2 separate regions of the Homo sapiens genome follow, and region 1 is linked to region 2. Evidence: chromatin loops called from intact Hi-C (ENCODE). Cell type or tissue: PC-3. All regions are shown on one strand. Each heading gives the region's core, and the rest is flanking DNA. Links, peaks and the distances in the headings are about the cores only.

Region 1 (2,814 bases), core at 272-2,771, 49 kb before region 2:
TGAAGTCGGGAGTTCAAGACCAGTCTGGCCAACACAGTGAAACTCCGTCCCTACTAAAAATACTAAAAATTAGTCAGGTGTGGTGGCGCGCTCCTGTAATCCCAGCTACTCGGGAGGCTGAGGCAGGAGAATCGCTTGAACTCGGGAGGCAGAGGTTGCAGTGAGCCAAGATTGAGCCACTGCACTCCAGCCTGGGTGACAGAGCGAGACTCTAGCCTCAAAAAAAAAAAAAAGAAAATAACAGGTTACATAGTGATATTTAATAAGATCTCATTTCTCACTGTAAAACATTTTAGACAAGACAAAAACAAAAACAAAAACAAAAATGATGTTATCATCTATGATCCTTCCATCCACGGGTACACACCTAACATTTTGGTATACATTCTTCCAAACTTTTGTCTGTGCCTGTACACATTTTGGGAAAAGATGCTATTAACATACAGTTTGGTCACCTTTTCTGCCTATGTGTGTGTTTTAACTATGAAAGTTACGCATTTTTATTCTAAATAATCATTTTAATAATACACAAAGATATTTCCACTGAGGGAGGAAAGGTCTGGCTCAGGGCCACCCTCCTCTGTGCTCCCACAGCATCTATTCATAGCTGTACTTCAGCACCTGTCCACTATATTGTAAGGACTGGCTTATCTATTAAGTCTCTTCGTTAACCAGTCAGAGATCTTGATTTATTCACTTAAATACTGTTAGTCTTATGGCAAGATACACTATAGTCATCGAGTAAATGTATTTGAGTAACGGATCTGTAAACAAGGAAATGGGATGGAAAACTTCATGGTCAAATAAAAGGATAGTATTATATTTGTACAAGAGGCTTCCATCAACCTCTAATTTTAAAAGACTGGACCGGAAGAACATTTTAAATGTTGCTACTTTGTCTTCATTTATACTTTCAAGTGCTAATATAACTAATGTTAACTCCCACCATGGATCGAAAGAATAGCAAAACCAAGGCCAGCAGTGAATTCTTCAGCAAACTCACTGTTGTGTTTGAAGATTCTAATGGTTGCTCCTGACAGTCTGGCTCCCAGAACCAGTGATGCATGATTCAGTTCATCACTCAGAATCAGGCAACCCTGCAACATCACAGGAACAGAAAGGTAAGAAGCTGGAGGGGAAAGGGTTAGTTACACAAATCACAAAATGCCACAAACACTAATAGCTGTATCTTATTAAGGAAATTGTGCACAACAGCACAGTGATCAATTTTAAGAAGAGGAAAAAGGTGTACACGATCATTTGTTTTTTGTAAAGACACCTTAAAAGTAGATGCAAAATTCTAGCCTTTTAATTTAATATCTTCAGTCCCATGACTGATGTAAATACTCAGATATATGGCAACAGGTCTTTATTTGTATCTAAAACATGACACATCCGTCTCTAAAACGTTTTGGTTTCTTTACGTGAGAGAATTCCATGTAGTTTTAGTATCATGTTCTGTTTATCTGTGGGAAATGGCAGCTGATGGGGTCATGTCTGTGGAAATGGTGCATTCTCTCACTACTACTCATATCCAGAGTCCAGGGAAGATCCTACTTATTAACTTTTTCCCCACATAGCATGGACTGTAGGCTTCAGTTTTGTCTTAAAAATCCCCAAACAAGCTTTGCTTTAACACACAAACATCAGTTTCTGCTAAGGCAACTAAGAAAAGGTTGAAGATCTCGGTTTGGTTTTTTTTTTCACTGCAGTTCTTACTCTTCCATCTCTCAGGGGGCCCTTCAACCTGTCAGATCTCAACTCAGAAAAAGGTTTTTCTCTGTCAAAAATAGCCTCATAATATCCAATTAGATGAAAAGGGTGCAGAAAGTATATAGCATGCTCCCACGAGAATAAAAAGAAGAGAGAAGATACAAAGACACACAGTCATCCCTCAGTCTACAGGAGGACTTGGTTCCAGAACTGCCTCACCCTCACATTTATCCAAATCCATCCATGCTCATGTCCTGCAGTTGGCCCTGTGGGACCTGCAGGCCCTCCATATACTTGGGTTTTGTGTTCCATGAATACTATATTGTGTGTATGTGTGTGTGTGAGATGGAGTCTTGCTCTTGTTGCTGGAGTGCAGTGGTGCGATCTTGGTTCACTTGCAACCTCTGCCTCCCAGATTCAAGCGATTCTCCTGCCTCAGCGTCCCAGCTAGCTGGGATTACAGGAGCCCACCACCAGGCCCAGCTAATATTTGTATTTTTAGTAGAGATGGGGTTTCACCATGTTGGCCAGGCTGGTCTTGAACCCCTGACCTCAGGTGATCCACCCGCCTCAGCGTCCCGAAGTGCCAAGATTACAGGTGTGAGACACTGTGCCTGGCTGAAAACTGTATTTCTGCTCCATATTTGGTTGAAAAAAATCCACGTGTAAGTGGACCTGCATGGTTCAAACCATGTTGTTCAAGGGTCAACTATATATATACATGCTTATTTATTACAGAATATTCTTAAAGGAATACTTAAGAAACTTGTAACAGTAGTTGTGTTTGAAATTTTTATTATGCACATAGTATTTATTAAGATAAAAAAGCTACCTGGTTAAAAATGTACAGATTAAAAATGAAGTGGCCAGGCATGGTGGCTCATGCCTGTAATCCTGGCAATTTGGGAGGCCAAGGTGGGTGGATCACTTGAGGTCAGGAGTTCGAGACCAGCCTGGCCAACATGGCAAAACCCCATCTCTACTAAAAAGAAAACACAAAAAAATTAGCTGGGCGTGGTGGCAGGCGCCTCAAATCTCTGCTACACAAAAGGCTGAGGCAGTGAGGCAGTGAGCCGAAATTGTGCTGCTGCACTCCAGCCT
Region 2 (2,814 bases), core at 112-2,611:
CTCTCTCTGTCTCCCTCTCTCTTTATATATATATATTTTTATTTATTTTTGTTTGTTTGTTTAAGTAAAAAAGAGACTAGCCTGGGGAACATAGTAAGACCCATCTCTACAAAAAAAAAAAAAAAAAAAGGCCAGGCATGGTGGCTCAAGCCTGTAATTCCAGCACTTTGGGAGACTGAGGCAGGCGGATTACAAGGTCAGGAGAGCGAGACCATCCTGGCTAACATGGGGAAACCCTGTCTCTACTAAAAATACAAAAAAAAAAAAAAAATTAGCCGGGTGTGTTGGTGAGCACCTGTAGTCCCAGCTACTCGGGAGGCTGAGGCAGGAGAATGGTGTGAACCTGGGAAGTAGAGCTTGCAGTGAGCCAAGATCGCGCCACTGCACTCCAGCCTGGGTGACAGAGCAAGACTCTGTCTCAAAAAAAAAAATTAGCCCACTGTAGTGGTGCACACCTGTGGACCCAGCTACTTGGGAGGCTGAGATGGGAGGATCGCTTGAGCCCGAGAAGTTGAGGCCGCAGTAAGCTATGACTGTGCTACTGCAGGCCAGGCTGGAGCGAGACCCTATCTCGCCAAAAAAAAAAAAAAAAAGAAAGAAAAGAAATTAACGGAAAGTAGCAGATGGATTTACAATAGACCACATTAAAAAACAAACCTCCGGCTAGGCGTGGTGGCTCACGCCTGTAATCCCAGCACTTTGGGAGGCGGAGGCAGGTGGATCACCTGAGGTCAGGAGTTCGAGACCAGCCTGGCCAACACTGTGAAACCTTGTCTCTACTACAAATGCAAAAATCAGCCAGGCGTGGTGGCGCATGCCTGTAATCCCAGCTACTCAGGAGGCTGAGGCTGGAGAATCGCTTGAACCCGGGAGGTGGAGGCTGCAGTGAACTGAGATGGCGCCACTGCACTCCAGCCTGGGCGACAGAGTGAGACTCCGTCTCAAAAAAAAAAAAACCTAACGCAGAGATTATCTCAATGTTTTATGATCCCACATTAAACATGTATTATTTCTATAATGAGAAGTAAAAATTATTTTTTTAAAAAAGGAAGAATAGCTGCCTCAAGCTTTGCAATAAAAAGTAGTCTTAAAGACAAACTTAAGATAAATTTTCTAACAGTAAATGGGTCAAGAGCAAAGGACTTACTTTTTTATCGGTCACAAATTGTGAATTATATTACAGAAGCTTCTCAGAAACTACCCAGAAGGGAACTGACTTTGAGTCCACAAACCATTTATTTAATCAAGTATGGCACACCCACTCAGAATGCAAACAGTGCCTCTACCCATCCCTCTGAATTGCCTATTCTACCAATAAACACTGCTTCTTTCTTCCAAAAACTGAATCTAATTAAATCAACCAATTAACTGTCTTGCTCAAAGCGGTGCAAATTTCTATGGCACATGGGCAAACCCTAAAAAGTGGGCAAGTCTGACTTTTCTGAACATCCTAGTTCTAAAATACTATCTTAAGAACATAGCTGCTTACACATTTCCCAAGAATTCCTGTTAAAGAAAATTCCTGAGTATCTCAAATAACTCTGGAATTCTTCAGATGCAGCTATGTAAGAATCAAGATATGCTTCCCCTTAGAGTGAAAACTGAAATGAAAATCTTGTCCTCCAAGTTGTAAATTACATTATTTCTGAAAAGCCTTCAGGTATCTGAGGTATCTTATCAGGATCTGCTAAATCTAAATAGATATATGACTATTCTAACTATTTCTACTGTTCTAGCCTCATAACTATCGTCTCCTTTTCCTTAACTATCACATATAAACCCCCAGTTACTGTTTCTCCCTCAGTGGAAACAAAAGCTAGTAGCTATTTAGTAAACCAGCTTTATTAGTTATTTATTTGCCTCCTCCTAAGAAGCAAGACTAACACTTTGTTCTTTCTACTTTGCTTATTATTTAACATAAGAACACAACTTTTGCCCCAATTCCTTGAGATAGAATTTTTTATTCTGTAAGCCAGAGAGCTCTCATCCTTCTAATATCTCATTAAAACTACACCCAAAGGGAAAAAAGTTAGGGTCAAAACTGTCTCAAAGGTAGATAACTTTTTTTCTTTCACACTTATTAACTAACTCAGGAAAGTAAAAGGAAAACCTAAATCTCAAAACTTCTATAAAGAAATGGAAGCTCTTTTAAAAAGAGCTGTTAACGTGAAGTTTTAAAAACAAACACACAAACAAACTACTATATTTCAGGTGCAACCAAAACATGGCATTTATTTCATCAAATGTTAAATCCACAGGAAGAAATTTGGTAATTAAGATCATGGAATAATAATCCAATTTGCTATAGAGAAAAACTTGCTGCAAATCCCCTGGAGATCTTTAAAAACAGTACAGAATTTTCTATCAAGACTGATTTTAATAAACTCCTACAAAGAGATAAAGGACTGAATTAAATAAACTCCCAAAGGTTCTTTCCAATGCTAATGTAAAAGTTTCCCTCGGGCAAATTGCCACACCTTACCTCAAATAAAGGTTTGTGCTCCTCCCACTCATCTGAATAGCAGAGAGGAAAAATTACTGCTCTATTGTTCAACTGTTACTATTGTGAAAACTGTGTGTCTACTGTCATCACTAAACAGCAATGTGTGATTGTTTCATAACTCCTTAACACAGCATCTAGCTCATCAAATTCTAAACCCAAATCCAAGAGTTGTTCTTTTACTATACACATTCATTCATCTCTTCAAGCACAGAAACATACTCTTGAGAGTGTAAAGTGATCCTAGACGTTTCTGACTTCTCTCCTGTTCATTAAAAGACATGGTGGGAGATGTGAGGAAAAGAATTTACATC

Evidence for each region. Peaks named below come from ENCODE experiments on the same cell type or tissue, not always from the same donor. Only the 100,000 strongest peaks of a DNase experiment are listed, where the experiment ranks them.
Region 1: a loop joins it to region 2, with 9 times the contacts of the local background. A loop is called at or near these places in 19 of 110 quality-filtered maps.

Annotation. Positions count from the first base shown.
Region 1 is chr14:77,561,393-77,564,206 of GRCh38, forward strand. SPTLC2 (serine palmitoyltransferase long chain base subunit 2) reads right to left here. Exons shown (of 12, transcript NM_004863.4): 6 at 1,004-1,097. Among named protein-coding and RNA genes, the nearest start is that of SPTLC2, 54 kb to the right of the region's middle. In PC-3, for the core only: no CTCF peak of the experiment used is centred there; a DNase peak (open chromatin) is centred at 1,479; H3K27ac peaks cover 1,046 bases.
Region 2 is chr14:77,610,883-77,613,696 of GRCh38, forward strand. The region is part of intron 1 of SPTLC2 (serine palmitoyltransferase long chain base subunit 2); the gene reads right to left. Among named protein-coding and RNA genes, the nearest start is that of SPTLC2, 4.3 kb to the right of the region's middle. In PC-3, for the core only: no CTCF peak of the experiment used is centred there; no DNase peak of the experiment used is centred there; H3K4me3 peaks cover 1,010 bases.